3 separate regions of the Homo sapiens genome follow, and all the other regions are linked to region 2. Evidence: chromatin loops called from intact Hi-C (ENCODE). Cell type or tissue: dorsolateral prefrontal cortex. All regions are shown on one strand. Each heading gives the region's core, and the rest is flanking DNA. Links, peaks and the distances in the headings are about the cores only.

What was found. A loop is a pair of places that touch in the nucleus more often than their neighbours do. Peaks named below come from ENCODE experiments on the same cell type or tissue, not always from the same donor. Only the 100,000 strongest peaks of a DNase experiment are listed, where the experiment ranks them.
Region 1: it touches region 2 in a loop (5-fold over the local background); 6 of 110 quality-filtered maps call a loop at or near these places.
Region 3: it touches region 2 in a loop (8-fold over the local background); 5 of 110 quality-filtered maps call a loop at or near these places.

The regions. Positions count from the first base shown.
Region 1 is chr1:77,525,319-77,536,367 of GRCh38, forward strand. AK5 (adenylate kinase 5) reads left to right here. Exons shown (of 14, transcript NM_174858.3): 13 at 10,529-10,720. Among named protein-coding and RNA genes, the nearest start is that of ZZZ3, 150 kb to the right of the region's middle. In dorsolateral prefrontal cortex, for the core only: CTCF peaks have their summits at 8,562 (motif pointing left) and 8,762; a DNase peak (open chromatin) is centred at 8,543; H3K27ac peaks cover 3,553 bases.
Region 2 is chr1:77,394,168-77,405,216 of GRCh38, forward strand. All of the region lies in intron 6 of AK5 (adenylate kinase 5), which reads left to right. Among named protein-coding and RNA genes, the nearest start is that of AK5, 120 kb to the left of the region's middle. In dorsolateral prefrontal cortex, for the core only: no CTCF peak of the experiment used is centred there; a DNase peak (open chromatin) is centred at 5,733; H3K4me3 peaks cover 468 bases; H3K27ac peaks cover 4,842 bases.
Region 3 is chr1:77,512,666-77,522,239 of GRCh38, forward strand. It overlaps AK5 (adenylate kinase 5), which reads left to right. Exons shown (of 14, transcript NM_174858.3): 11 at 5,899-6,062; 12 at 9,162-9,278. Among named protein-coding and RNA genes, the nearest start is that of ZZZ3, 170 kb to the right of the region's middle. RefSeq lists an enhancer at 1,680-2,648. In dorsolateral prefrontal cortex, for the core only: CTCF peaks have their summits at 1,934 and 3,035 (motif pointing right); DNase peaks (open chromatin) are centred at 1,220, 1,996 and 2,966; H3K4me3 peaks cover 1,524 bases; H3K27ac peaks cover 5,000 bases.

The DNA of each region.
Region 1 (11,049 bases), core at 5,532-10,531, 130 kb after region 2:
TCTTGACATTTATGTTAGTCCGTTCGCATTGCTATGAGGAATACCTGAGGCTGGGTAATTTATAAAGAAAAGAGGTTATTTTGGCTCATGGTTCTGCAGCCTGTACAGGAAGCATGGCATTGACATCTGCTTCTGGTGAGGCCTCAGGAAGCTTCCACTCACAGCGGAAGGTGAGGGAGAAGCCAGTGCATCACATGTTGAGAGAGAGATGGCAGAGGCCCCTGACGCTTTTCTATAATCACATCTTCCATGAACTTAGAGAATGAGAACTCAGTCATTACCACGAGGATAGCACCAAGCTGTTCATGAGCAATCTGCCCCCATGACCCAAACACCTCCAACTGGCCCCACTTCCAACACTGGCGGTCACATTTCAACATGGGATTTGGAGGGAACAAATTCCAAACCATACTAGCATCCTCATGAAAAATCATTTGACCATATATATGTGAGAGTTTATTTTTGGACTGTCTATTCTATTGGTCTATATATCTGTCTTTATGCCTGTACCACATTCTTTTGATTACTGTAGCTTAGTAATAAGTTTTGAAATCAGGAAGTGTGAGACCTCCAGCTTTGTTGTTCTTTTTGGTGATTGTTTTGGCAATTGAGGGCCTCTTGAGATTCTATATGGTTTTAAAATGATGTTTCTATTCCTGGAAAAAAAAATTAGGATTTTGATAGGGATTACATTAAATCTGTAGATCACTTTGGGTAATATCGACATCTTAGCAATATTAAGCCTTCCATGGATTGTTTTAGATTTTGTTTATTCTAATCTTCTAGCCAACGTCTAGGCTGTGGATAAGTCCCTAGGGATACATTCTAAGTAACTGAGGAACAGGAGTATTTTTCTTACACCACCTTAGAATCAAGGCCTGTGCAGGGCTGGGGGGTTGGAGGGGAAAGGAAGAGGAAGGTGTGGTACAAACGTTGAGAAGCTTCCTGTCTATGAGGATTGGCAGTTGTGTAAACATGACACTAACATACAATTGTAGATGTGTAATAACTGCTGCAGGGTCAACAGTGTTTCAGGCTTTTCCCACTTACCTTGCCCTTGAACTTAAGGTTAGAAGAGCTCTGAGAGACCCTCCAGGAAAGTCAGGACAGGTCCTGCGCATGTTTGGAAGCGATGGGAATAAAAGTCTTTTTTTTTTTTTTTTTTTTTTTTTTTTGAGACGGAGTCTCGCTCTGTCGCCCAGGCTGGAGTGCCGTGGTGCGATCTTGGCTCACTGCAAGCTCTGCCTCCCGGGTTCACGCCATTCTCCTGCCTCAGCCTCCCAAGTAGCTGGGACTACAGGCGCCCGCCACCACACCTGGCTAATTTTTTGTATTTTTAGTAGAGATGGGGTTTCACCGTGTTAGCCAGGATGGTCTTGATCTCCTGACCTCGTGATCTGCCCTCTCAGCCTCCCAAAGTGCTGGGATTACAGGCTTGAGCCACCTCGCCTGGCCAAGTCTTTTTTTTTTTTTAATTGCTCTGAGAGGTGGTAGAACATTCTCTTGAAACCCTCAAATGATCGAGGACAAGATGTATAGTAAATAAATAAGGTCTCTCTCTCTCTCTCGGTCAACAACAACAAAATTAAATTATAATCCTTATTCTTCTTTGGGGAATTTTAAAATTGAGTCTGAAGGCAAACCCCAGAACTTAACGCCTATGGGGTTCCACATCATTTTGAGCAATGACAACCCTGGACCTTCCCAAGGTGGAATCATTAAAAGCATGTCACTCGTGTACTCTGGAGTCAGAAAATCTAGGTTTTCACCTGTCATTTATTATGGAGATAATAATACCTGTTAACACCTATTTAAAAGGTTTTGTAAACATCAGATCATATAACATGCATAAATGTCTTCTAAGCTATAAAAGTTTATAAAATATTATCTAGTTTAGCATCACTCATTTGTTAATCACACCTCATACAAGCCTCTAAAATTCCTGCTCCATCACCACTTCCTCCTTTGCTTAAAACCCAGTTAGGGTGAGCTCAGAGCTCTATGCAGCCCATTGGTCTGTCCTCTGGCGTAAGTATGAATTCAAATGGTCCATGTGATCTTCCCTAAAGTAAAGCAAAAAACTTCCTCTCCCACTGTGGTCCCCGTTCAGACCGGTTTTAGAATGTGGCAGAGAAGAAGCCTAACTAGAACTAAGGAACAAGAAAGTCATCAACATGGTGACTGGACAGTTACACTCAATGCTAAAATTCATGATTCCATTTCAAACAACACACAGGTAACACATTTCATTACTGAGCATACAACCGTTAAGTGAGATTTTAGACATCTACAAAGATGATTTCTTACATACTGCTAGGAGGAACTTACAGAGACCAAGAGTGACATTGATTTGTCCCTGGGTACAGTAACTTTAGAAGATTCTAGTATCAATTAAGCAGGTGTGCAAGAGAACACATCCAGCCCTCCAGAATGAGCTCCTGCTTTAAACCTGACCAGATGGCCGGGCACGGTGGCTCACGCCTGTAATCCCAGCACTTTGGGAGGCCGAGGCGGGCAGATCACCTGAGGTCAGGAGTTTGAGACAAGCCAGACTAACATGGCGAAACCCCGTCTCTACTAAAAATACAAAATTAGCGGGACGTGGTGGCACATGCCTGTAATCCCAGCTACTTGGGAGGCTGAGGCAGGAGAATCGCTTGAACCCAGGAGGCAGAGGTTGCAGTGAGCCAAGATCGCACCACTGCATTCCAGCCTGGGCAACAGAGTGAAACTCCATCTCAAATAATAATAATAATAATAAAACCTGACCAGATGAACAAAGATGCTACAAACACAGAATGAGCTACTGTTGACTCCTTAATGCCCTGCAGGGCCCTTCATTTGTAGCTCCCCTCCAAATTACAAGCAAGAAATTCATTTGAAATTTGACAAAGACAAATGCAGACATCTGATTTTCCCCAGAGATTCAAAGTAATCAGCTTGGTTGAAAGCATAGTATTTCCCCTAGTGCATCAGGCCTGCAACTATGTTTGAGGTCCATTCAAGCCTGGAGAGGTTTTAACCAGCCCACAAAAATCTCACCAGCCTTTCTGTGTCACCGAGATTGATGCGTCCGATGCATTGGACCATCAGTTCCTTTAAAAATTCAGTTAGTTAGGCTGACACTTTTGCATACCTGTAGCTGAGTTCTCCGAGATACAAGGTCCTTTGAGGATTTCCTTGGACACTGCATATGACATCGCTAAAAATCAAATGCAAACTAATGTCCACAGCTTAAGGGTAAGTCTATGTGTGGTTTCTGTTACCTTCCTATCTTCTATTCCCCAAGCTGGTTTTATCCCTGTTGAATTACAACCTATACCTTCAGTTTACAGAATGATTACTGGGGGAGGGGCTGTGTATATGTACATGTATGTAATGCATGTATGCATGTAGATGTGTGTAATGAGGCAGAAGGAATATGAGGGAGGAGTCAGGGTTTCTGATCACCATCCTCATTCCCCACTCCAGCTGAGAACCCCTGGTTATAGTGACTCTGGTGTGAACAGGCCTGTATTTGGAGCCTGGCTTTGTAATTCATTGGCTGGTAAGCAAGTCAGCTAACTTTGTAGATCTCCTTCTCCTCTTCTACAAAATGTTGGTTGGAAATACATACCTCAGTGATTGTTGGGAAGATTGGATGGGATCCTTGACAAGTGCCTTTACACACTTATAAGCCTACATATGGTGTTCAATAAGTCTTTACAGTTTTTTTAATAATGTGTATTTTTTCTGACTATAGAAATAAAAATTATATAGTATGAAACAATACACAAAAATATAAAACAAAGAATAACTAACCACCCAGTGATAATACCTATTAATATTTAATGTATGTTCTCCCCAAGCTTTGTTCTGCCTGTTTTTGCTTAGTTAAAATCATACAGAACATAGGAATAGTAATTATTTTTTGAGTACTTACAATGCGCCAGAAACTGAACTTGATGCTTTACACATTTCATTTGATTAATTTTTACAGTCCTACTTAACAGGTGTTAGGACCCCCGTTTTATAGGTTTTTTTTTTTTTTTTTGAGACGGAGTCTTGCTCTGTCCCACAGGCTGGAGTGCAATGGCGTGATCTCAGCTCACTGCAACCTCCGCCTCCTGGGCTCAAGTGATTCTCCTGCCTCAGCAGCGGGGATTACAGGTGCCCACCACCACGTCCAGCTAATTTTTATATTTTTAGTAGAGATGGGGTTTCACCATGTTGGTCAGGCTAGTCTTGAACTCCTGACCTCGTGATCTGCCCACCTCGGCCTCCCAAAGTGCAGGGACTATAGGCGTGAGCCATTTTATAGATTCTTACCATCTTGAGAAGGGCTCTGTGCTTAGCCTGACTCCCTGGTGTGAAATTGAAATGCTTTCCTGTATTAAGCCAATCTCATACTCAACATCAGCCAAATTAACCACATATTAACAGAAGTCATATTAACAAAAGTCATATTAATGGAAGTCATATTAACAGAAGTCATATTAATGGAAGTCATATTAACAGAAATCATATTAATGGAAGTCATATTAACAGAAGTCATATTAATAGAAGTAGAATGCATGGGTTTGCTCTTGGCTTTTCCCTCCCAAAAGACTCTTAGCTGAAATTCTGCCTTTAGCCAGAATATGTACATAACTCTCGTGGAGGTGGGAATGATGGCTTCACAGTGATCCCTCTGCCTTACTACTCTCAACTATCTCATGACACTTCATTGACAGAACCAGTGTTTCTGTTTATAAGTGTATTCTAATCTTCAGAATGAGCTCTTAACACACACACACGTGCACATATGCACACATACACAAAGTTTGAGTCTGGCCAAGGGAATGTCCAGTTGGTGTGTTCTAGTTGTTTAGAATTGTGGGGAGCCCTGGAGGCCACATAGGATTTTTCACTTGAGATGTTTCTGCTCTCTTCTGATTCCCGGTTCACTGCAGAACTTAGAGCTGCGTAATGGTGTGTGGGGGGAGAAGTTATATATCAATTGAGTAGTATTACTATCATTAGGGTTGTGTATTCAGGAATGCTGGAATGACCCAGATATTCCTCCTCTAGTGAGGTTCCCCCAAGGGGACATACCTCAAGGTGAGAGCAAATGAGAAATAGGCATGCCACTTTCTTTTCAGCCAGGGCCCTTTCCTGCCAGCACAGGGAGACTCTGGTAAACATGCTGTAGCATGCGACTTAGGCTAAAAGCCTGAGTGAGGCCGCTGACTCTTTCTAGACCTAAATCTGACCAGTGGGATACTTTACAGGTCAAAAGGATGACTATGTTGCAAAGCCCACCTTAAATAACATTAGCTCCCATTTATGTAGTGTTTGAAGTGAGTCAGGCGCTTTACATGTACAAACTCATTTAACCCTCACAATAGTCCTGTGAGTCAAATACTATTATTATCCTCATTTTTAAATGAGGAAACTGAGGCATACACCAAGAATAAGATAGTTGTTATTCTCAACAAAGAGTTCCTGGATGGCATGGAGAGCTCCTGCCCACTGGTAAACGTGGCCTAACCCCCATTCTGACTTAATCAGAAGAAAACTAAGGTGGGGGTGGAGTCAGAGGGCAGGAGGGCAAACTTCTCCTCCCGCTCCACTTGCTGGAATGACCAAAGCAAAACCATGATCACAGTCCACAATGCTCATGTCCTTGTGCTGGTGGGCTGCCCTCATGCCCTGAGGGGTGCAAGGATGAGTGTGGTCCTGTGTCCGGAAATGGTGGGTTCTTGGTCTCACTGACTTAAAGAATGAAGCCGTGGACCCTCGCGGTGAGTGTTACCATTCTTAAAGGCAGCGTGTCCGGAGTTTGTTCCTTCTGATGTTCGGATGTGTTCGGAGTTTATTCCTTCTGGTGGGTTCGTGGTCTCGCTGGCTCAGGAGTGAAGCTGCAGACCTTCGCAGTGTTACAGCTCATAAAGGCAGTGTGGACCCAAAGAGTGAGCAGTAGCAAGATTTACCGCAAAGAGCAAAAGAACAAAGCTTCCACAGTGTGGACGGGGACCCCAGCGGGTTGCCACTGCAGGCTAGGATCTGGCCCCACCCACATCCTGCTGATTGGTCCATTTTACAGAGAGCTGATTGGTCCGTTTTGACAGGGTGCTGATTGGTGCGTTTACAATCCCTGAGCTAGACACAAGTTTTCCAAGTCCCCACCAGGGTAGCTAGATACAGAGTGTGGACACAAAGGTTCTCCAAGTCCCCACCAGAGTAGCTAGATACAGAGTGTTGATTGGTGCATTCACAAACCCTGAGCTATCCACAGGGTGCTGATTGGTGTGTTTACAAACCTTGAGCTAGATACAGAGTGCCGATTGGTGTATTTACAATCCCTTAGCTAGACATAAAGGTTCTCCAAGTCCCCACCAGACTCAGGAGCCCAGCTGGCTTCACCCAGTGGATCCTGCACTGGGCCACAGGTGGAGCTGCCTGCCAGTCCCGCGCCCTGCGCCCGCACTCCTCAGGGTGGATGGGACTGGGCGCCGTGGAGCAGGGGGCTGCGCTCGTCGGGGAGGCTGGTGCCGCGCAGGAGACCAGGGGGAGGTGGGGGGGAAGGCTCAGGCATGGCGGGGGCTGCAGGTCCCGAGCCCTGCCCCGCGGGGAGGCAGCTAAGGCCCGGCGAGAAATCGAGCACAGCAGCTGCTGGCCCAGGTGCTAAGCCCCTCACTGCCTGCGGCCATCCGGCCGGCCGGCCGGCCGCTCCGAGTGCGGGGCTCGCGGAATCCACGCCCACCTGGAGCTCTGCGCACGCGCCTGCAAGCGCTGCGCACAGTCCCGGTTCCCGCCTGCGCCTCTCCCTCCACACCTCCCTGCAAGCTAAGGAAGCCGGCTCCGGCCTTGGGCAGCCCAGAAAGGGGCTCCCACAGTGCAGCGGCGGGCTGAAGGGCTCCTCAAGCGCGGCCAGAGTGGGCGCCAAGGCGGAGGAGGCGCTGACATCGAGCGGGGGCTGTGAGGGCTGCCAGCATGCTGTCACCTCTCAGTCCCACTAGATCCCAAGAGGCAGCAGAGGCAGCTTCTGAAAAATAAAATAAGTGAGTAGGCACCCCACCCCACTCGCTCCCTTTCCCACGGCCCCACCCCCCTCTCCTGGTTCCATTTGGCCCACTCAGCTTCTTGCCCAAACTTCATTCTGAAGGCGTTGGCTCTCTCCATCAGGGTGAGGTCACCAAGCTTTGGGGTTACATGTATCTGCTTCAGGCCTGTCACTCACTAGTCCCTAGTGACCTTGGGAAGGTTAACCTCTGAGGGCCTCCATTTCCTCATCCTTAAAGTGGGAATAATCATACTTCCCGGCAAGAGCGCCAGAGGGCTTATGGGATGGCTGTTTGTAAAGCCCTTAGCACAGTGAAGCATAGCCAGCTGCTGAAATGTTGCTGATGGCATCTCAGCAGCCCTTCCAAGGGCACTTGTGCTCTAACTAAGGTCCCCTGAAAACCAAAGGCCATGGAGAATCCGGTGAGGCTGGTGCCAGAGCCCCAGGGTGCCAGCAGGGTGATGTTGGGGGCAGGCCAATGTCCCCAAGTCTCTGATTCATTCAGCCAAGGGCAGAGTTCTCTGCTCGTCTGCTTACTTGATGTTGAAGACTAACCACAGTCCGGTGAAAACAAGAGCAGAGCTAGGAACCAGACAGCTACTCCAAGGGACTTTCTAATGATACATAGCGAAGCATTTTGAAAAAAATTAGATGGTATCTCATTGAAACATTTCAAAAAATTTTAGGTATTAAAAACAAATGGTTCAGGTCACTTCCAAATAGAATAACTGATCGATAGCTTTTTATATAGGAAGAGAGTGCTGATTCCAGGAGAGAGAGGTTAGGTCAAACCCCCTAGTTTTGGCACAGGAAAATGGCTTGTCAGAGTAGCTTCTCAAACTATGATGCTGTGAAGACTCACTTAGGGATCTGGTTAAGATGCAGACTCTAGGCTGGGTGCGGTGGCTCACACCTGTAATCCCAGTACTTTGAGAGGCTGAGGTGGGTGGATCACTTGAGGTCAGGAGTTCATGACCAGCCTGGCCACCATGGTGAAACCCCGTCTCTACTAAAAATACAAAAATTAGCCGGGTGTGGTGGTGCACACCTGTAATCCCAGCTACTTGGGAGGCTAAGACAGGAGGATTGCTTGAACCTGGGAGGCAGAGGTTGCAGTGATCACATCACTGCACTCCAGCCTAGGCTGCAGAGCAAGACTCTGTCACCAAAAAAAAAAAAAAAAAAAAAAAAAACAGATTCTGCTTCAGCAGGTCGCGTGTTGTGCCTGAGAGTCTATATTTCTAACAAGCTTCCAAATGACATGCTGCTGGTCCGTGGGCCACACTTTGGGAATCAGTGTGGAAGAAAAAGCTACCTCTCTGCCCCGTGCTTATTTTGGTCTAAAAGGTCATTTGCTGCCGGCTCCTGCTCAGTGACATATAATCTCTGTTTGTACCTGTGTCCCTGAATTATCTTTCCTGTCCCCACAAATGGCCTGAAAATAACCCCACAATTGGAAAAATCGCCTGGCTGTCTCATGCAACCCTAACCCAAAGTTGTTTCAGGGAGAACATTAAGCCGCCTCCCAAGCTCGCCCTCTGCTGGTGAACAAGGGTCATTTTTTTCCTAAACCCTCACCCAGCCTTTCTTGCTGCACAAATGCTCTTTTTTTTTTTCCTTCCAATTAATACAGACAGAAAAGTCGCATGACCTATTCCAGAGGTTTATTGCACTGTTGTCGATTTTGGAGAATGTTTCCACTCTGTTCCTTAAAGTACACCCCTCAGAGGAGGTAGATAAATGTTTGACCAACACTGTCTGGCAACTCACGATATTACGAGTTCTCCGTGTTGCCTAAACATCCTCTTCTTGACTGAACTTTGTTCTCATCCCACCCCACACACTTTCTACAGTGGTGGCAAGCCTTCATTTACTCACAGCTCGAATGTGGCAAGGTCAGGGGGAGTAATGGTTTCCTCTGATCCAGGGTTGGAGGAGGATGCAAAGTAAGCATGTCCCAGAGACAAAAGAACATTTAAGAGAAGGATATGGAGATGGGGAGACTCATAACACAGATCATACCACCATCACTCATTCATTAAAACATTTCTTCATCACCTACTGTGTGCAAGACTTGGGACTAGGAGCAGAGAATTCTTAATCCCTGCACACGGGGAACCTAAGCCTCATAGAGGAAATAAGCGTAACAGTGAATCGTTAGTGAGTGTCTGCTGTATGCCAAGGAGCATACGTATGTTACCTTATTTAATTTTATTTCATCCTCACAGCAATCCTATGATCATCCTCATTGTATGAATGAGAAGACTCAGATGCAGAGAAGTTGAGTCAGACTTCTAGTTAATGAGGAAGTCAGTTTAAATGAACAATATGTAAGTCTGGCACAGTGGCATGTGTGTGTAGCCCCAGCTACTCCGGAAGCTGAGGCAAGAGGATCACTTGAGTTCAGGAGTTCAAGACTGTATAGTGCACTATAATTATGCCATGAATAGCCATTGCACTCCAGCCTGGGCATCAGAGCGAGACCCCATCTCTTACAAAAGAAAAGAAAATAAAAACTTTAAAGAACAATTTGTTATTATCTCTCGTGGTTCTGGAAGTTATGGGGCTCAGCGGGCTGGTTCTCACTTGGGGTTCCTTATGCAATTGCACTCAGACAGTGGCTGGGGCTGAGATCCATGTCTGGAGCCAGGGCTGGGATATCTAAAACAGTTGGGGGCTGGTAGGGCATCTCCGTCCACATGGCCTCTCCACATGGCTAACTTGGGCTTCCTCTCAGCCTGGCAGTCTCAGGATAGTTGGACATCTTAGATGGCAGCGGACTCCCCACTGCAGCAAGTGTTCCACAAAACCAGACAGAAACTGCAAACTTTCTTGTGACCTAGACTCTAAAAGCATGGACATTATTTCCGCTACAGTCTGTTGGTCAAAATAGTTACAGGTCAGATTCAAGGTGTTTCTGTGTCTCAGTGGGAGAGTAGCTTACAAGTAAAGTGAGATAACGAATTGATGAAGCCCATCCTGGAGACAAGTCATGACACCAGGGTTTGACCCTAAGCAGCCTGATTCCAGCCTCTGTGTGCTAAAGCATTATGCCCCACTCACCTGACACAGTACAGGCACAGCCACAGAATGCCACCTGTGGCTGTTATATCACGGTGGCTTGAAGGAGAAGTGATTAGCTGTGCCTCAGGTGGTCAGGAAAGGCTTCACATTAGAGGAAACACCCCCTCACACATACATACTCCTTTCTTCTCAGTGCAGAAGAAGACAGACAGTGGCTGCAGTGGGTGGCATATACTCGTCTGCATCACGTGAGGTGGCCTAAAAGCTGAGGGCAAGAGACAGCTCTGAGGCAGTGTGTAGAAGGGAACTGACCTGGAAGGGGGGAGCTATGGAGTCCAGTCCCAGCTGCACCATAGTGTAATGCTGGGACCTTGAAGGGAACCAGAAGGCCAAGAAAGGAAAAACCAGAGGCCCTGGGCCTTTCCAGAACATCAGCAGGGTGAGGTTTCTGACTGTGTTGTGCTCCACTCCCATCTCCAGATTGGAGACCCACAGTTGGTGATCTGTATGGACTGCTCGGCAGACACCATGACCAACCGCCTTCTCCAAAGGAGCCGGAGCAGCCTGCCTGTGGACGACACCACCAAGACCATCGCCAAGCGCCTAGAAGCCTACTACCGAGCGTCCATCCCCGTGATCGCCTACTACGAGACAAAAACACAGCTACACAAGGCGAGTCACTTCACTTTCTCCTCTGAAATGAGCCGCTTACCTTTTTTTTTTTTTTCCAAGAAAAGAGAAAAAGCTGAGAACATTTTAGTTAAGGGATCTGGGAATTAGAACTCTGTGCAGCTGCAGCACTGGGGCCAAAAGGCCCAGCACAGTGGCTTATGCCTGTAATCCCAACACTGTGGGAAGTCAAGGCGGGTGTATTGCTTGAGCCCAGGAGTTCAAGACCAGCCTAAGCAACATAGTGAGACCCCTGCCTCTGCAAAAAATTAGCTGGGTATGGTGGCACATGCCTATAATCCCAGCTACTCAAGAGGCTGACGTGGGAGGAT
Region 2 (11,049 bases), core at 3,347-8,346:
TCATGCCACTGCACTCCAACCTGGGTGACAGAGCGAGACTCCATCTCAAAAAAAAAAAAAGAAAAAGAAAAAATGTCGTAAATCTGAATGTGTGCTTTGTGATTCATGAATTCTTGTCAGATAAAGAGTATGTGGTGGGGCAGCCACAAACTCAAACAAGGATCTTCATGGGCCTGGAATATTGTGGGCTCAAATTCTCTCTCTCCTATGACACTTTCTTTAATCCTCATTCCCACTTACTCCACAAAACCTTCTTAATCCTCCTTCCCTCTCTGGGACCAGTTAATCCTTCTTTCTCTTTTGATCTCCTACTGTAGTTCTCTATACAGCTCTGTGACAGCCCTTATTTTGCATTAATGTTAGGGTTAAGTAAAAGTCTCCCTCATTGGATTGTGGACTCTTTAAAGGCAAGAGTCCTATTTTACTGAACAATGAACTCTAGTGCATGGCATATAGTAGGTGCACAACAAGTTTTTGTAATGAATTAATTAATATAAATGGCCACACAGTAATGTCACTTTCTCACTCATCTCTAATGGAAGTTCCTACTTGGACAGGGAGAGGACATTCTTAAAAGGTCAAAACATAATCTATATTATATGATACTAGAGAAAAACATCTTTTCATACTATCCGCAACAAATGTATGTACTCAATAAATATTGGTTGAGTCATAATCAACTGTTAAAAACTTCCAATGAGCTTGCGAATTCAAGAATTTACTGGGAAGTTTACCAAAAAATTAATTGTAACTCACATAGCTTTTAAGAGACACAGGATCTAAGAATACTCAGGACAAGAGACCTTTAAATCTGCACTCCCCTCAGTAATTTTAAAAGTGAATATGAGGGCCCTCCTCTCCCTCATTTGTTCCTGCAGTGAAAGAAGGAGATCACTTTGGGAGAGTTCAAACATGATATTGATCTCCTACACTGCTGAGAGACATAATGGATTCTTTTTTTTTTAGGATAAGAATGGAGCTTTGTTTGGAAGAAAAGGGGTCCTGCAAAATGTGATAAACTTTCCAAATATCCTACAAAGTCTCTTTGTCATTTTGTAAAAGTGGACATACTGCCTTTGTTTTTGTGTGATCAAGTTTGACTCATTCTGCAAAGCCTGAGGGTTGCATTTAAAATTGGCATTAATTTTGTTTTTCACAGGCTTAGCTTTTTTCCCTGAGGCTTCTAACAAATTCTAGTTGGCTTCTGTCTCTATTATTGACCATGTGTACCAAGTGGAATATTGTCTATAAAAATTTGAAGGCATCTGTTGCTTTGCAAAGACTATGTGCCTTTTATGCCTTAGGTAAGCTTATCAATTCCAGTCCCCTTTAAGAGGAGGCTGACCATGCCCATGGTTGCAGAGGTGAAAATATAAAGAGAAGCAGATGTGGCTTGAGGCAGCAGAAGGCTAAGAGGCTCTTCAGAGCCTGTGCTCACTTTGTCTTTGAGTGAAGCTGCATCTTTGCAGAACAGCATCTCTCATTGCAAATGTCTTTGGAAGGCTCAAGCATATTTGAAAAAAATAAAAGAGGCATAACTAAACAAAACATAACCTCAAACAAAAGTGATAGAGAAGGTTGAGCCAGGACACATATAAACAGGTTTCGATGGGATGAGAAGTTATTCGAAGGCCTCCAAATAACTGTAGGAAGCCAGAAAGAGCATCGTCTATTTCTTCTCGGATAATCCCAAGATTCTTATCTATATCCCCTGACTCACTCCTCTTCATCCCCTCTATCAGCCCAACTCAACTACTGCCTGAAAGATCTATCAATACCATTCTTACTCAACAGGATCAACATTAGGCTATACATGATTCTGAACTTGCTGAGTTCATAGTTCATTGATATGTGGCTAAAAAATTATTTTTCTGTATGATCCACAATTCAGAAAATAAAATATAGGTATGGATGGCAGGTAATCTCTTTTTCTACATGTTGCTTCCTGTCAAAGCCAATTCTTCTGCCATTTTAGTGGAAGAATAAGAAGAGTAACTACCCATAGAGTTGAGTCAGCTAAATTCACATAAAGTCTTAGCATCAAAAGCATTTATAAGGATTTTTAAATCTATTTGCATATTTTCTTCCTCTGCCCATGGAGGTAAATGTCAATTCCATTATTGTAAATCTGATTTCCAGTCTCATAATTTTCTTTGTCTCTCCTGCTTCATTTATACTTTTCCTAAAACTTGGGGAAAAATTGTTCAATTACACAAAGAGCCCAGTAGCCCAGTGGCTATTAAGTTGTTAAACAAGCCCCCATTCTGTTTTCATTCTGTAATTATTTCTTAAATCAAGCCTGTCATAGCCATCTTGCTAATAAGTTAATTATCCTGAAACAAAGATCAATTTGGTGTTTTGGGAACTTGGTACAAACAATATTAACACAAAGTTATAGACCTGGGAATAGTGAGTAAGGGAAAAAATGAGGATGGTTGTTTAAACGGCTCTGAATTTGGAAATGACCCTCAAGCTAAAAATAGGAAGGAAAAACAAATGAATGTGGGATAACTAGGAACATAGGATTTGTTCTTGCAGAGCTGAAATAGCTTAATGCTTAAGAGCACAGGCATTGTAGTAAGACAGACTTGAGTTCTTATCCAAGATGTGTTCTTCCCTAATTGTATGACCTTAAGTAAGTACTTAGCCCTTTAAATTCTTTCCTTGGGAAAGTGTTACGTTGTGATTGTTCTGGGATTTAACTGGGATGTTTGCAAGATGCTTTGCCTATTACCTAGCATATATAGTAAATGCTTAATAAATGGTAACTCGTGCCATGCACATGAGCCCACCTGTCACATTCCTGTGTGCCCATCACAGCACCCACTCACTACAGACACATGCCCAGGGATTTCTGGTAGAGAATAGTCAGCTACCAGGTGTTAAAATCCCAAGAAAGCCTTCAGATAACTGTAAGAAAAGGACATCTCCCCTTCTCAGAATAATCCCAAGATTTTAAGGCAGAGGCACCCTCATCTTCTTCAAAGAAGTTACATCTTTCTTACCTTCATTTCTTCTCACGGCACTTCCTCTCCCTGGTATGCCCTTCCTTTCCTTTCTTCACCTGCTTAGTCTCACTTGTTCAGAACCTCCCCGAGCCCCACATTGCCACACGTACCCACCGCCTGGCCCCCAGGACCTCCAAGCACACCTCCATCACAGCCCTTCCCACAATGAAGTAATGATTGTCTTAGCAGTCTCTTGGCGCTTCCTCCGTCATGAGGGCAGAGACGTTGCCGTGTTTGACTGAATTAAATTATTTCCCCCAAGTCATCCTTACTTTGAGTCCACTTCTCCAACAGGGGGAAACATTAGCACAATTTTTCTAGCAGCTACTTTACTATCCAGAATGATTGTCCACTAATCCAATTAAATTTTTTTAATAAACATTAAGCTTCTCACTACTGGCAACATTAAATGTGTGTATTAACTAAAAAGAAATTTGGGCTGGGAGCACTGACTCACATCTGTAATTCTAGTACTTTGGGAAGCCAAAGCAGGAGAATCACTTGAACCCAAGAGTTCGAAACCAGCCTGGGAAACATAGTGAGACCTTGTCTCTACAAAAAATTTAAACATAAAAAATTAGCCAGGTATGGTGCCACGTGCCTGTAGCCCCAGCTACTCAGGAGGCTGAGGCAGGAGCATCACTTGGGCCCAGAAGTTAGAGACTGCAGTAAGCTATAATCATCCCACTGCACTCTAGTCTAGGCAACGGAACAAGACGGTCTCTAAATAAATAAATAAATAAAATTAAAATCTAAAATCCAAATGCTTTTTCTACTTTATTAGTGGTATCTCTCATCATAATGTCCTGTCTTCCTACTGCAAGATGCATTCCCCTTAGTTTTCCATCTTCTAAGCTGTTCTTTTTGATTCCACTTGATCTCCATTGAATCTTACAATAATTATGAACTGACCATATTTGGCCATGGTAGTTAACGTCAAAATTGCAGGAGATAAATTTTTTTAAAGGATGAATCACATGGACTTAAACAAGTAATAATAAAAGGAAAGAGAAGGAAAAATAATAAAAGAAAATAGAATGAGCCTGATCTTCCCAGGGCCTAAATTAGCCCCTAGTCACACATCTGTTGCTCAGGCAGCACAGCGGGTTTTTTTCAGGCTTTCAGGGTACCACTTAGAGCTCTGTAGCAGGGAGACACTCGAGCATTAAAGAGAATGGAGCCTGTAATTAGGAGAGGTACCAATGTCACATGAGGCTGAAATTTGACTTCTGAGGCTTTAACGAATTTCTTTAGTTTGGAAGCTTTCTTGGCAAAGCTTTAAATCTCAATGCCACTACTTTGTAGTTTTGCAAAGCCTCAAATTGCTGGAATGCTGGGAGGAGAGAAGAGAAAATAGAAAGGGGAAAAGGGTATGTTAATTAATTTAATTTTCTGGTTAATTCAGCTTGACGAGTATTTGTCTAACTGCTGGGCTCAGAATGCTGTAGGTGCAGTAGAGAAAAAACGAGAACTGCACAGTGTAATTCTTGTCTAAAACGAGCATATCATTTTTCTCATTTTCTCCCTTTAACGCTTTCTTTACCAAGTCATTTCAAAGTATTTTAGTCCTCACTAGTGGTTTAATAAGTACAGAAAAGCCAATATGATTTAATCTTGCTTCCATGCATCTCCAATGATCAGTCTAATACCTAGAACAAAGTAGGTGTTCAATATATCTATATTGAATTGCATCCTGTAGGTGGTATACGAGATTGGGTCCAATCTATATGGATCTCAAGAGATATTCTAAAAGTTTATTTATTTGACGAAATCTATTAATCACCCTATTTTCTGGGCTACAGATCCCTTTCTTAAGCAACTTTTGATTGAGAAGCAATGCATTATCTAGTCAGTATCATCTTAATGAAATCTTAAATCCTCTTGGTATTTACTACATTGGGGTTTATTTCAGCTACCCCCAATAGAAGTAAGTGCTTTCTGCAGCAACTTAATTTTAGAAGTGTTCTGTCATAGTACCCAAAGATTAGCGAGCAGAATATTGGGCACTTGATATCTGCTCATGATCTGGACATTGGTCAAGCTAAGGATGTTTGCTCTGGGGCTGTACCTGAATCTATAAAATTTAGACAATCGGCCACTGCAGCCACCCTCCCTTCAGCTAAAGAATTGTTCCGAACCCCGATTACCACCACTGACTTGGATTCTTTTCTCTTGGGCCCTTTTCTCTCAACCACAACCTCCTGCATGGCCTGAAACCGAGCCTCTCCCTTCTTATTGTTAGTGGTCTGGCTTTGAATCGACTGTCTCCTAATTAGACAGCCAGATCAAGGGGCTCTGGGAAAGGAGTCTGGAATGCTTTCTCTCAGTCAAAGGGGATAGGGGGCCAAAGCCCTGGTTGGGCTGTGAGGGAGGGGCAGCTAAGCTGGGCCCATGTGTGTGGGTGCTGGTGGCTGGAACTCTGGGACAGAACCAGAGCAGCTTCTTTAGGAAGTGCCAGACCAGACATGGCCCATATCAGAAATCCATTCTCCCATCTCAGAGAGGCTCTTGGAAGGAGGCTAGGCCCACTCTTCCTTTGATTCCTGAGGGAGACCGAATAGTGATGAGAGGAGAAAAACAGAATCCATGCTAGATGACCTCAATCCTCTCAGCAAACTAAAAGGCAGGGTTATTTGCAAAGAGGTTTAGAAGGCTGCTGTGGGGTGCAACTAGAGTCAACAATAGACAAAGAGGATTGCTGGGCAGTAGCCAGTTTCCCTGTAGCTTTAAGCTACCAACCCACACAGACCCATAGGAGTTGGGAAGTCATCTGCCTCTTGCAGTCAACTTTGCCTGCCCTTGCTCCTTCTGATTTCCTGGCCAGTCTGCAGGAAGGTTCTTCTGCCAACAACCACAGCCACCCAGCAAGGTACATGCATCATGCAGAGAAACAGAATCACCTACTAAGGTCCCCAAATGGGGAAGAAGATAAAGAATATTTCAGTATATTGCATCTGGACCTGGCTTGGCACAGTTTCTGAGGATTCTTGGGGGTCCATCCTAAGACTACTTCCAAAAGCCCTGCTTTGTTCTGCAAGTGCCCAGCTAAGATCTGATCCTGCCAGCCTTGGCATCTGCATCTGTCTGATGCAGACAGATGTGGATTTGGATCCTGGCTCTGCAATGTAGTTACACAACCTGGACAAGTTATTTAATCTCTTTGAGGCTCAGTTTTTGAATCTTTAAAATGGAGATAATGTTTTATAATGTTATTGTAGGAATCGAATAAATCCATATAAAATCCAAGTGATAAATTAAAATTGATAAAAAATGTATAAAGAAAACCTCTAATGCAGTGTGTGGCACATAGTAGTTGTTCAGTAAATGGCGTTACCTGGTGCTCCTGTTGTTGAGTGCTGATGAAGATTCCAAAAAATATTCTCTGAGCTAATGTCGTAGGAATAATCAAAGTTATCTTAAGTTAACCTTCTCTGCTAGGTTTCTATAGCAGAATAAATCAAAGTCACTATTACAGTGTTAAGCTTCATGTTCAAGGAGAAGTTTTTCATAAAACAGTTCATAAATATCACAACAATTTTCTCTAGTATCTCTTTATTGTGTTGACTTTTTCCCCACAAAGTTCTCTGGGTGCTGCCTATATCCAGTGAAATAAAGATTCTGTACAGAAGGCTTAGAAAATAAGTGTTTTACTCAGATATACACAGCCTTCAAGTGTTCTGTACTCATCCCTTTGCATACCAATCATGTCTGTTTTTAGATCTGTCTTCTTTCATGATTTGTCCTTCTTTCATTCTGTTAAAAAAAAAAAAAAAAAAAAAAGTATGTTCCGCCAAGCTTGGTTCAGCAGGGCTGTACCACAGGAATTCTCATCAAAACATGGGACTGACTCTACTTTCTCAGAGAATTGTTCCCACCCATCTCACTCACCACGTCCACTTAGGTGTTTCTCTTTCAAATTTTGTAGTTAATTATGAGGCTTTAGAAATATGGTTCTGCAAAGTAGTCTCAATGGTTGTTACTCCATTGCTGATAACTTCACTCCAGGAGCCATGAGTTTTTAAAGTTTATTACTCTTTTAGTGCAATCTTCAATTTTTAGTTGAAGAAAAACAAAGTCACTGCAAAGAGAACACCAATCAATCAATCTTTTGGAGGGACATCTCCAAACATATAAAAGAAATTTTGAAGGGCCAGTTATTTGCATGTTGAAGGAGCTTCAGTAACAAACAAGAAATGCCATTGGTGGAGAGCCTGCTTAATTGAAATCTCTTGCATGAATCAAGGGAGAAGTAAAAATTTCAAGAAGCTCATTTGGTTCTTAGAGAATGACACTTATGGGATATATAACACTGAAACAAAACAGCCAATTGATTTCCCCATCAAGAAGGAGAGGAAAAAAATGGGAGACAGACCTAAGTTTAATCAAAAGCAGAATCGCAGAGGAAAGATTGAACTGGTACCATCCCTTTTCAGTCCATTTAGGGTGTCTCATAGACATAACATTGCTCATTATGTGGCAAGCCCTATCTCTATTGCAGTTTGAAAATCAGAGCCAAAAGAAAATAAAAACAAAAACTCATTTCCGCCATTAAAAATGCAAACCATGATTATAGTTTTCTCCTCAGATGGTGCATAATTCTCCTCCCTCTGCTATAATTCCCTTTCCTAATCTAGATATATTTTGTAGACTTTTGAAAGTTGTTACTGCATTTGTTATTCAAATTAAAACATGTGTTGTGAATGAACTAGGGAATTTGGTGAGCATTTCATTTTGAAATTTCCAATTGACCTCTCTAGCCCTCTTATATTAAATGACATAAAACAGATTATGCAGACCACATCCTCTGCAAATTCTGTCCTTAGGAATAAGAAAAGGATTTTCTTAAGATTCCTAGACATTAAATAACAATTACCTAAAACATAGCATCCATCTAATCACAGAATTTCAGAGCTGTGAGCAACTTTAGACATCATCTGGTCTATTGTCCTGCAATTATATCTCCCTGGATCCTTTTCTGACCCATGAAATGTAAATAAATTTTTATTCCTAGAAACTCATCACTCTACCTATGCTACCGCTGCAGCACTATCACTCCTGCTACCCTTTGTATTTTGAAGTTAACATCCAAGGTTCTTGTAGCTGAAAACTTTTTCATTATTATTATTATTATTATTGTACTTTAAGTTTTAGGGTACATGTGCACAACGTGCAGGTTTGTTACATATGTATACATGTGCCATGCTGGTGCGCTGCACCCATTAACTCATCATTTAGCATTAGGTATATCTCCTAATGCTATCCCTCCCCCCTCCCCCCACCCCACAACAGTCCCCGGTGTGTGATGTTCCCCTTCCTGTGTCCATGTGTTCTCATTGTTCAATTCCCACCTATGAGTGAGAACATGCGGTGTTTGGTTTTCTGTCCTTGCGATAGTTTGCTGAGAATGATGATTTCCAGCTTCATCCATGTCCCTACAAAGGACACGAACTCATCATTTTTTATGGCTGCATAGTATTCCATGGTGTATATGTGCCACATTTTCTTAATCCAGTCTATCATTGTTGGACATTTGGGTTGGTTCCAAGTCTTTGCTATTGTGAATAGTGCCGCAATAAACATACGTGTGCATGTGTCTTTATAGCAGCATGATTTATAGTCCTTTGTGTATATACCCAGTAATGGGATGGCTGGGTCAAATGGTATTTCTAGTTCTAGATCCCTGAGGAATCGCCACACTGTCTTCCACAATGGTTGAGCTAGTTTACAGTCCCACCAACACTGTAAAAGTGTTCCTATTTCTCCACATCCTCTCCAGCACCTGTTGTTTCCTGACTTTTTAATGATTGCCATTCTAACTGGTGTGAGATGGTATCTCATTGTGGTTTTGATTTTCATTTCTCTGATGGCCAGTGATGATGAGCATTTTTTCATGTGTTTTTTGGCTGCATAAATGTCTTCTTCTGAGAAGTGTCTGTTCATATCCTTCGCCCACTTTTTGATGGGGTTGTTTGTTTTTTTCTTGTAAATTTGTTTGAGTTCATTGTAGATTCTGGATATTAGCCCTTTGTCAGATGAGTAGGTTGCAAAAATGTTCTCCCATTCTGTAGGTTGCCTGTTCACTCTGATGGTAGTTTCTTTTTCTGTGCAGAAGCTCTTTAGTTTAATTAGATCCCATTTGTCAATTTTGGCTTTTGTTGCCATTGCTTTTGGTGTTTTAGTCATGAAGTCCTTGCCCATGCCTATGTCCTGAATCGTATTGCCTAGGTTTTCTTCTAGGGTTTTTATGGTTTTAGGTCTAACATTTAAGTCTTTAATCCATCTTGAATTAATTTTTGTATAAGGTGTAAGGAAGGGATCCAGTTTCAGCTTTCTACATATGGCTAGCCAGTCTTCCCAGCACCATTTATTAAATAGGGAATCCTTTCCCCATTGCTTGTTTTTCTCAGGTTTGTCAAAGATCAGATAGTTGTAGCCATGCGGCATTATTTCTGAGGGCTCTGTTCTGTTCCACTGGTCTATATCTCTGTTTTGGTACCAGTACCATGCTGTTTTGGTGACTGTAGCCTTGTAGTATAGTTTGAAGTCAGGTAGCGTGATGCCTCCAGCTTTGTTCTTTTGGCTTAGGATTGACTTGGCAATGCGGGCTCTTTTTTGATTCCATATGAACTTTAAAGTAGCTTTTTCCAATTCTGTGAAGAAAGTCATTGGTAGCTTGATGGGGATGGCATTGAATCTATAAATTACCTTAGGCAGTATGGCCATTTTCATGATATTGATTCTTCCTACCCATGAGCATGGAATGTTCTTCCATTTGTTTTGTATCCTCTTTTATTTCGTTGAGCAGTGGTTTGTAGTTCTCCTTGAAGAGGTCCTTCACATCCCTCGTAAGTTGGATTCCTAGGTATTTTATTCTCTTTGAAGCAATTGTGAATGGGAGTTCACTCATGATTTGGCTCTCTGTTTGTCTGTTATTGGTGTATAAGAATGCTTGTGATTTAAAACATCACTATTTCAATTTCAAAACACTGTTTAAAAATCCCAAAGTCAAGAAAACCTAATGTATGTAAGGGCTTCACAATTTTTTCACGACTGACATTTTATGAGATGGGACAAATCTTTGTTGTGAGGATGGCTGTCCTGGGTACTGTAGGATATTTAGCAGCATCCCTGGCAAGTAGCCCCCTGACCCCCTGCAAGTGTGACAACCAAAAATGTCTCCTGCCATTGCCACGTTTCCTTGGGGGAGTGGGGATCGTTTCTGCTTGTTAAGTATCAACATATGTTGTTTATGAAAAACAAGTGAGAAAAAAAGGTTGATGATCTAGAAGCCAGTTCTCCCTTCACCATACACACAACCTCTCCAACACTGAATGTCATCATTTTGTAAAAATCTTTGCCAATTAAGTGGCAATTATGATAATATTCAATCAGAATGCTCTTCAGGGTTCAGTGCCATAATATTTGCTAAAAGAATTAAAAGAAAAGTCCCATGCCACTCTGGAGTTGTAGAAGTGAAATGTTGTAGAAAATGAAATCTGACTTAATTCTGTGGTCCTGATATAAGAGTAAATTGGCTTCAGCAGCATCTGCGCCATCCCATGGCTGAGTTGACTATATGAATGTTATCTTCATTCCTCATGGCTCTACGTTTGTATGTCCAGAGCTTAAGTGGTCAGTTGAAGAATCCACATGTGAATAGCTAGTACATAGTAGTTATTCAACAAATACTTGTTAAATGATTTTATGAATTGTGCTTTATCTTTTCCTCTTGAATTGGACAATCAGCCATTTTAGTCTATGCTGGAAATAAAAATATTCTTGTTCAAATTACTCGGAGGATATAAGACCCCCTAGAAAGTCTCAACGTTTCTTATATTCCTCACTCTACATCCCCAAGTTTTAAAAAAATGTGTATGTGTTTGAGAGAGGGAGAGATCATATGCATGTATGTTACAGAAGCAATCAAAAATATATGGGACATGGTCTCTCAGCCGTAGGGTCTCAAAGAGAGAAATGAAAGTGACAATTTGTGTCAGGCTTTATGCTGGGATATTAAATAGACCATCTCTGTAGTCCTCAC
Region 3 (9,574 bases), core at 1-5,000, 120 kb after region 2:
ATATACCCAAAGGACTATAAATCATGCTGCTATAAAGACACATGCACACGTATGTTTATTGCGGCACTATTCACAATAGCAAAGACTTGGAACCAAGCCAAATGTCCAACAATGATAGACTGGATTAAGAAAATGTGGCACATATACACCATGGAATACTATGCAGCCATAAAAAATGATGAGTTCATGTCCTTTGTAGGGATATGGATGAAGCTGGAGACTTTTCAAATGTAGACTTGACAGAGCTTGGCAACTGATCAGGTATGGGAGATGAGGAGGGAGACCCTAAAGTGGAATGAGGCAGAAAGTTGGTGATTATTTCCCCCCATTTTACAGATAAGAAACTAAGATTCAGAGAAATTAAAAGATTGCTCTATAACCACGTGACTAGTAAGTGGTGGAACCAGTGTTGATTGTCAGATCACCCATCCCGTGCCCTTCATGATACTTCATACTCCTCCACTTCCACCCCTGTGCAGATGCAGAGCCCTTTCATGCTCCAAGTTCCATTACTGAAGACACCAGGCTCAGCCTTATGCCATCTTTCCCACACTTTCCTTGTGCTGGCAAAGGTGATTAATTACCCTTCCCCTTCCTAAGGAGTCCCAGCCAGTGCTTCTGCGATGGTGTTTACAGCCCCCACTCATAGAACCTATCACACTGCTGTGATGATGGTTCCCCTGTCCATCCTCCCCACTAGATTGTGACCTCTCTGATGGAAAAGACCCAGTTCTGGGTCTTTTTATTTCTAGTGCTTAGCAGTGTCAAACCCATTCTAGCTGTCCAATAGATGTTTCTTTAAAAAGAGCTGTGTTAATTAACTTCATGCTTAATTCCAGGTAACATCCTGGAGTTAGTAAGATGCAATAAAATGTCAACAAAAGTCATTTTAGGCCAGGCCCAGTGACTCACACCTGTAATTCCAGCACTTCGGGAGGCCGAGGTGGGCGGATCACTTGAGGTCAGGAGTTCGAGACCAGCCTGGTCAACGTGGTGAAACCTTGCCCCTACTAAAAATACAAAAATTAGCCAGGAGTGGTGGCACTCGCCTGTAGTCCCAGCTACTCGGGAGGCTGAGGCAGGAGAATCGCTTGAACCTGGGAGGCGGAGGCTGGTCCTTATCTTAAGGAGTCCAGCTCAGGATGCTGAATCCAGGAGCTATCTCACAGGAGAGGATTGCTCCTGTCAATACAAAGCAAACTGGAAAACGTGACCCACGTGGGCATGCCGAGGTGATGCAGATGGTTTCAGTTCTACTTCTCAAAGAACACCAGGTACCGAAGAGAAGGCAGACTTAGACTCCCTGGGCTGGCAATTCCCATACAGTCTCTCCCCTCCCTTCCTTCTGTGGCAATGCTGTCGAGACCTGTAGGGAAATGACTTACTCAGATGCAAATTGGGCGTTCACAGTACATGCACTTTTCACAATATATAGCACCTTTGGCCTCACAGGGAACGCTTTTTACATTTTTCCACCTTTTTTTGAGGTATTCACAGACAACTTCAAAATAGAATCTCATATTCCACAATCTCTTTGTGAATCATATCACGTGGTATGGTGTATGGGCTTATTCAGGGGTTCGAGCCTTGGGTAATGGTACACTAAAAATGAGTGAGATGACAGTAAATGTGACAGCTCCTGTCTGTCATCAGTCGTCTTGCCACCAGAGGACACAGCCCACTCATTCTGAGATGCGGTTCCTCAAAATATCTTTTGCCGGGTAACAAATTATCCTGGAGGGATATCAAGGCCCCATTGTTTTTTTATTTAAAAGTCATAAGTTAAGACCTCAAAGATATGTCGGTGGCAGTATATGAAAATTTATGTTTCTACCAGCAGTTTTTGTGCTTTCACTGCAGTGATAAAATCACTTTGTTTTTCAGTTTGGAGCCAAGGGAAGAATCAAGCTATTGTGTAGATTACTTAAAATTCCACAGTGCCTGCGCCATTTGGCCAAAGAATGCTAAAAATTTGCAGCTGTTGCTCCCACGAAAGTTTCTAACTGGGGCAGCGGCTGCTGTTCAACACACAGCTGTTGTTAATTTGAGCTGAAGATTTTTAATTGCCTTTGTGTCGAGATTTATTAAATAACATTTTAGAGGAACAAAAACTGTAATAGTCATATTAGCAGGATGCTAAAGGAAGAAAATAATTGGAACATGGCATTTTTGCCTTGTAAGCCAAGTCTGAAAATATCTTTTCCACATGGAGGGCTCCCAACCATCCCAGGAAAAGCATTTCCAGGTAAATCCAGCCACAGAAGCCCTGATGGCCTTTTCAGGAGCTCAGCCACTTGCACCCCTTAGTCATTTACCTGGAAGCACCACTTCTCCAGAGTGGCCACCTTGTTCCCACACTCTCCATTCCTATTATACTGAGAGACGGGAGGCATAGTGCTTACAGTAAACATAGCATTAGCTGGCAGTTGGCTGCTTCTTTAAGTGGTCTGCATTATTTTGGGGAGCCTCCATAATTGCTGTTTTCCTATTACATCCAGCCCATCCCTGACTCCCTGACAATACTATGAGGGGTCTGACCTCCTCCCCATTTGGCTTAGAGCAGCTGTATAGATGAGCAGAAGATAGAAAACTCAGACCTTTCCTGGATTTTCTGGCAAGGCAAAGAAGGGGGAAGGAGGGGCCCTTCTATTAGAAAGGGTCAACAACTAATGTTGTCCCTTAAGAGGGAAGTTGCCAACCGCACAAAGAAAGGAGTTTTAAGTATGAAAAAAGGCAAACCAGGAAAACCGCAGAATGAGTTGTAAATCCTCATTACCATACTAAAATTTCAATCATGTTTTGCATGCTGATGGTAAATGTTTCCTTTTAGCAAGAAAACTTTGTCAGGCATTTATGGTGCACTTACGATGTGCAAAGTGCTGTGTGATGTGCTCAGGGCACCCAGAGAAGCTTGCAGGGCCGGCGACCAGTGAGGGAGCTGCAGCCCAAGAGTAAGACAGGCAGGGAGCACCCGGCGCTGTTTACAGCATTGGCTCCAACAGAGCTGAGGGTGAGAGGTCTGGCTCCTGCCAGAAGGGGGAAACATGTGATCTGGACCTAAGGGCTGAGGACGACCTTGATCATTAAAAAAAAGGATGAATGTGACCGGGCACAGTGGCTCAGGCCTGTAATCCCAGAAGTTTGGCAGGCTGAGGTGAGAGGATCGCTTGAGGCCAGGAGTTCAAGACCAGCCTGGGCAACATAGCAAGAGACCCTGTCTCTACAAAAAATCTGAAAATTAGCTGGGTGTGGTGATGTGCACCTGTGGGACCCGTAGTCCCAGCTAACTCAAGAGGCCAAGGCAAGAGGATTGCTTCAGCCCGGGAGTTTTGAGTTCAAGGATGCAGTGAACTGTGATTGTGCCACTGTGCTCCAGCCTGGGGACAGAGCAAGACCCTATCTCAAAGAAAAAAAAGAAAGAAAGAAAAGATGAATGGGTAAAAAAATGTGCTAGAATATAGAATATTATTCAGCCATAAAAAGACAGAAATCCTGCCATTTGTGACAACATATTGGAAGACATTATGCTAAGTGAAATAAGCCAGGCACAGAAAGACAAATACTGCATGATCTCACGTGTACGTGGAATCATAAAAAGTCAAATTCATGGAAGCAGATTGTAAGAATGGTGGTTGCCAGGGGCTAGGGAAGTGAGGAGATGTGGTTCTGGAGACCTCATGTACAGCATGATGGCTACAGTTAACAACACTGTATTGTATACTTGAAATTAGCTAGAATAGATGTGAAATGTCTTCAGCACCAGAAAAAAAAAAGATTATGTGAGGTGGAGGTTTATTAACTTGATTGTGGTAATTATTTCACAATATATATGTATATCAAACATCACATTGTACATCTTAAATTTATAGTTTTATCAATGATACCTCAATAAAGCTGGGGGAGAAAACAAAGAGAAGAGGAGGAAGGAAGGGCCTTTCAAGCTGAGGACCAAGAAGAACAAAAGCGTGGTAGCCTGGAAAAGTCTGTGTGGGCATAGGAGGCCATTGAATGCTATGGAGGTGGGAGTGCCCTCCTTTCCAGGCACATGGAAAGCATTGAAAGTCCAAGAATTGTGTTAGTTGGACATGACAGTGCTGGAGGAGGGTAAGAAATGGGGAGAGGGGCCCGGCACAGTGGCTCATGCCTGTAATCCCAGCATTTCAGGAGGCTGAGGCGGGTGCATCACTTGAAGCCAGGAGTTCGACACCAGCCTGGCCAACGTAGTGAAACCCTGTCTGTATCAAAAAATACAAAAATTAGCCAGGCATGGTGGTGCGCACCTGTAATCCCAGCTAATTGGGAGGCTGAGGCAGGAGAATCACTTGAACCTGGGGGGTGGAGGTTGCAGTGGGCTGAGATCACACCACTGCACTCCAGCCTGGTCGATAAAGCAAGACCATCTCAAAAAAAAAAAAAAAGAAGAAGAAGAAATAGCGGGGAAAGATGCTGGAGAGGTAAAGTCGGACTAGATTCTGGAGAGTTGGGGTGCTGCTGTAGGGAATTTGAATTTTACTCTGGGAGCATAGGAGGCCATTGAGTGCTATGGAGGTGGGAGTGCCCTGCTTTCCAGGCACATCATCCTGCTAGCAAGTCTGTGGGGCTCCAAAGCCCCTCCGATTCTGACATGCAGAGGTGGAGTGATTGCCATACGCCAGGCGGAGAAGATGAGGACCTGAAGTGTGGCCAGGTCAATGTGGCCACAATGGGGAGGAGAGAAGGGAACACCTCTGAGAGTCAGAGCCCAGGCTTCAAATCCTAGGCTTGCTACTCACTAGCAGTGCAGCCTAGGCAATGGATTTAACTTCTCTGTGCCTCTGCTTCCTCGTCTGTAAAATGGGAATAATAACAGTGCATGCCTCTTAAGGTTATTTTATATAACCTTGTACGTAATACCTAAAATGTTTAGAATAATGGCTGGTACAGTAAGCGCTTGATAAAGGTCAGCTATTATTATTATTTTCAGACATAAAATCCTATGACATACTATTATGAAAGGGATATGGCAGATACTCAGAATTGATAATAGCTAAGGAAAAAAATAAGGTAATAAAACATATTGAGGGACATTCTACAAAATAACTATTCATAATCTTCAAATGTGTCAAGGAAACCCACAGAAACTGTTCTATACTGAAGGAAAGCAGAAGGACATGGCAACTAAAGGCAATGTATGATCCTGAACTTGACCCATTGACTTCAGAGGACATTATTGAGTCAATTGGGACAATTCAGTTGAAATTTGTAGGGGTCCAAGGATATCATTATGATGGAGGATATGCTTGTTTCCTTGTTTGTAGGAAATGACACTAAAAGGTTCTGGAGTAAAGAGGCATCCAATTAGCAACTTATTCCCAAGTGTTTCTGAAAGTTCTTTGTCCTCACAACCCTTCTGTAAGTTGGTGATTGCTGAAAATAAAAACACTTATTTTTTTAAATTAAAAGCTAGCATTTGTTGAGCATTCACTAAGTATCAGGAATTGTGGCCAGTGCTTTGCACATGAGTGGGTTCGGTTCTCCAAGGAAACTTTTCTGACTTTGCATCTCTACCAAAACGGAGCCAAGTACCCCTCCTCTGTGCCCCGATAGTAGGCTGTACTCATCTTCACTAACTGCCTGTGACCATGGGTTACAAGTGGTCTATGAAAAGTAACTGCTTGTTTTTCTGTAACACCTGCCCCCTCCCGCTTCATGGATAATCTAAGCTCTTTAAAGGCAAGGGCTGCATCCCATTCTCCACTTGCATCCACCACTCTCAGCACAGCTCCTGGTATAGCAAATCTCAAGTTCCCAATACATGCTTAGTGACTGGAACACTGAGGCTTGCTCACCATGGTGACTACCATTAAAAATGAGGCACCAGACTTGGAATGCATGTCTGACACATGACTTCTTTTCAAGGTGGTCCTGGCTCTGGCAAAGGCACACAGTGTGAAAAGCTGGTGGAAAAATATGGATTTACACATCTCTCAACTGGCGAGCTCCTGCGTGAGGAACTGGCATCAGAATCTGAAAGAAGCAAATTGATCAGAGACATTATGGAACGTGGAGACCTGGTGCCCTCAGTAAGCAACATGGCCTGACCCACATTACTGCCTTTCCTGTCTGGGGAGACCTTTGGGGTTTTTGTAATGAATCTGAGCTGCTGGAACTAAGAAACCCAAAGAAACAATAGCTGTATATTATTTCCCTCCTTTGCAGCAATCCAGATGCAGGCAGGTCTACAGCAGACAGACCTTCTACTCAACCAGGTCGAGCTGGCCCAGGCTCCTTCCATCTTGTTGCTCTACCAGGCCCTCAAATGTTGGCCTAATTTCACATTTTTCCCCTAAATTCATCCCACTTTAGAATTGGAAAGGCTTCAAAATAGAAGTGAGTGTGGTGCAGCAGAGCCTAGAATTAGAAACCCCCAGAAAATATAAAATAATGCTTTGGTTTAGTTCTGGGAGGTATGATTATCTTGAAATTTGGTATCTTCTTGTGTAATTTAAGAATATCCCCTTTTCTATCTTTTTTCTTCTAAAGTCACCATCCATCTCTAAGAAGCTGAATGGTAGGGATATCAAGAAATATTCATCCCTGCCACACTGGGTCCCATGATAGGCTCTGTAATGAGGGCCGTATGATACAGTCTCTGTTAGCAACAGAGCTGTCTGATTTCTCTATAACCAGCTGCACTCTGTTTCCCACCTGGAAGCCAGAATGGTCCTCATGAAAGGAAAACAGACCATTACAGCTGCCACTTAGCTGGCCTCCTGGAGCCCACTCTTTTCCCTAAAGTCTCCTCTTTTCACAGCAGCTGTTACCAGAAAGGGGTCCCAATCCAGACCCCAAGAGAGGGTTCTTGGATCTTGTGCAAGAAAGAATTCAGGGCAAGTTGTAAAGTGAAAGGAAGTTCATTAAGAAAGTAGAGGAATAAAAGAATGGCTGCTCCATGGACAAAGCAGCCCCAAGGGCTACTGGTTACCCATTTTATGTGTTATTTCTTGATGATATGCTAAACAAGGGATGGATTATTCATGCCTCCCCTTTTTTACCATATAGGGTAACTTCCTGACATTGCTGTGGCATTTGTAAACTGTCATGGCGCTGATGGGAGTGTAGCAGTGATGACAACCAGAGGTCACCCTTGTTGCCATCTTGGTTTTGGTGGGTTTTACCCAGTTTCTCTACTGCAACCTGCTTTATCAGCAAGGTCTTTATGACCTGTGTCTTGTACTGACCTCCTATCTCATCCTGTGACTTAGAATGCTTAACCTGGCAGGGCGCAGTGGCTCATGCCTGTAATCCCAGCACTTTGGGAGGCCGAGGCAGGTGAATCACGAGGTCAGGAGTTTGAGACCAGCCTGGCCAACATGGTGAAACCCCATCTCTACTAAAACTACAAAAAATTAGCTGGGCATGGTGGCGGGCACCTGTAATCCCAGCTACCTGGAAGACTGAGGCAGGGGAATTGCTTGAACCTGGGAGGCAGAGGTTGCAGTGAACCAAGATCACGCCTCTGCACTCCAGCCCAGGCAACAGCGTGAAACTCCATCTCAAAAAAAAAAAAAAAAAAAGAGAATACCTTAACCTTCTGGGAATGCAGCCCAGTAGGTCTTAGCCTTATTTTATCCAGCCTTTATTCAAGATGGAGTTGCTCTGGTTCAAACACTTCTGACACAGCCAGAATGATTTCTTTGAAACATTTATCAAAGTGTGTTATTCCCTTCCTCAAAACCTTCCAATGGCTGCCCGCCACACTTAGGATGAAATCAGAGTCCTTTCTGTAGCTCTGGCCTCCAGCTCCCTCTCCAGTGTTATTTCTCACCACTCTCACCTTGCTCACTCCCACCCACCACTAGCCTCCTTGTTCCTCCCACAAGTCAGCCTGTTCCTGCCTCAGGGCCTTTGCATTTGCTGTGTCTGCAGCCTGATGCTCTCCCTTCATACAGTCACATAGTTTGGTCCTTGACTTCATCCAGATCTCCACTTCAGTGTTACACTTTATCAGATGCCTTCCCTGACCACCCTATAGAAAGTAACACCTCTAGCATTCTGTACCTCTTTGTCCTGCTTTAATTTTGTACCTATCAGTTATCTTCGCTGACTCTTCATTATATATTTATTTGTTCATCTATGGTCTGTCTTCTTCATTAGAATATAAACTTCATGAGGACTTCATTCACGATTATCTAGGGATAGATTCTAACCACACTTGCAATGGCCGCATTCCCCAAGCCCCTGCCAAAAGCCAGAGAGCCCACGAAAAGGGAATTCCTCCACTGGCAGCTGATTGCGTTTTTCCTCTACCAATTTCCAGACTCTGGTGTATTTCTCCTACTTCATTTACCATAGCACTTGCTAAATACAAATTTTCAACAAAGAAAGTGATGTTACTTGAAAATGCTACTTTACATCTACCTAAAGTCTTTTAAGTCAGTAGATGTCAAATTTTATAAAATATTTACTGGAAAAAAAGTTAACAGTAAGATACCTTTTTTTTTTTTTGAGACACAGTCTCGCTCGTCACCCAGGCTGGAGGGCTGTGGCAGGATCTTGACTTGCTGCAGTTTCCACCTCCCGAGTTCAAGCGATTCTCCTGCCTCAACCTCCTGAGTAGCTGGGATTACAGGTGCCCACGGCAATGCCCGGCCAATTTTTGTATTTTTAATAGAGATGGGGTTTCACCATGGTGGCCAGGCTGGTCTTGAACTCCTGACCTCAGGTGATCCACGCACCTCGGCCTCTCAACATGCTAGGATTACAGGCATGAGCCACCGCACCCGGCCAGTAAAATACTTTTTATACCATGTTTTGTCTAGTTTTAAATTGCCATTATGCCTAATTCATGGAGTGCTACCATATGAAATGCAGCTACCTTACCTCATCTAATCTAAGATGCCAATATTTTAAGACAGATAACTGGTAAGAATATACCAGTAAGAAAAAAACACTAACAATTAAACTATGACTCAGAACTGATTATAAATACCTGCCAATTTCATAGATATTAAAATATGGGGTGGAGGTGGAAGAGTGAAATGAAATATGGTCAATTGCTGTCTGCTGTTAACCTTACCTGAACCTTCCTCCCTCCCTCAGTGGATGACTGAAGGAGACTTGGGGTACTTCTAGTGTTCTGTGAAAGAGCTCAGGTCCTGACCACTCTCGCTTTGCTCCAGGGCATCGTTTTGGAGCTCCTGAAGGAGGCCATGGTGGCCAGCCTCGGGGACACCAGGGGCTTCCTGATTGACGGCTATCCTCGGGAGGTGAAGCAAGGGGAAGAGTTCGGACGCAGGGTGAGTGGTTGTTACGGGCATCCTTCCAGAAGAAAAATAGGGGACATCCTTGAGGTTGGGTGATAATTCAAAGTCTATTTCTTTCCCAATTACATTAATGAAAACTTTAAGGGGCAGAAACTTGACTCAAACTAGAAATTTAAAAAAAGGAGATTTATTGACTTAAGTAACTAAAACACCCAGCAGTGGTTTAGATTTGGTTGACTCCAGATATCCAAATGTGTTCATCAATTGTCTGACTCTCTCTCTCTCTCTCTAATTCTCTTTCCTTTGTGTTGGTCTCATTTTCTTCCTGA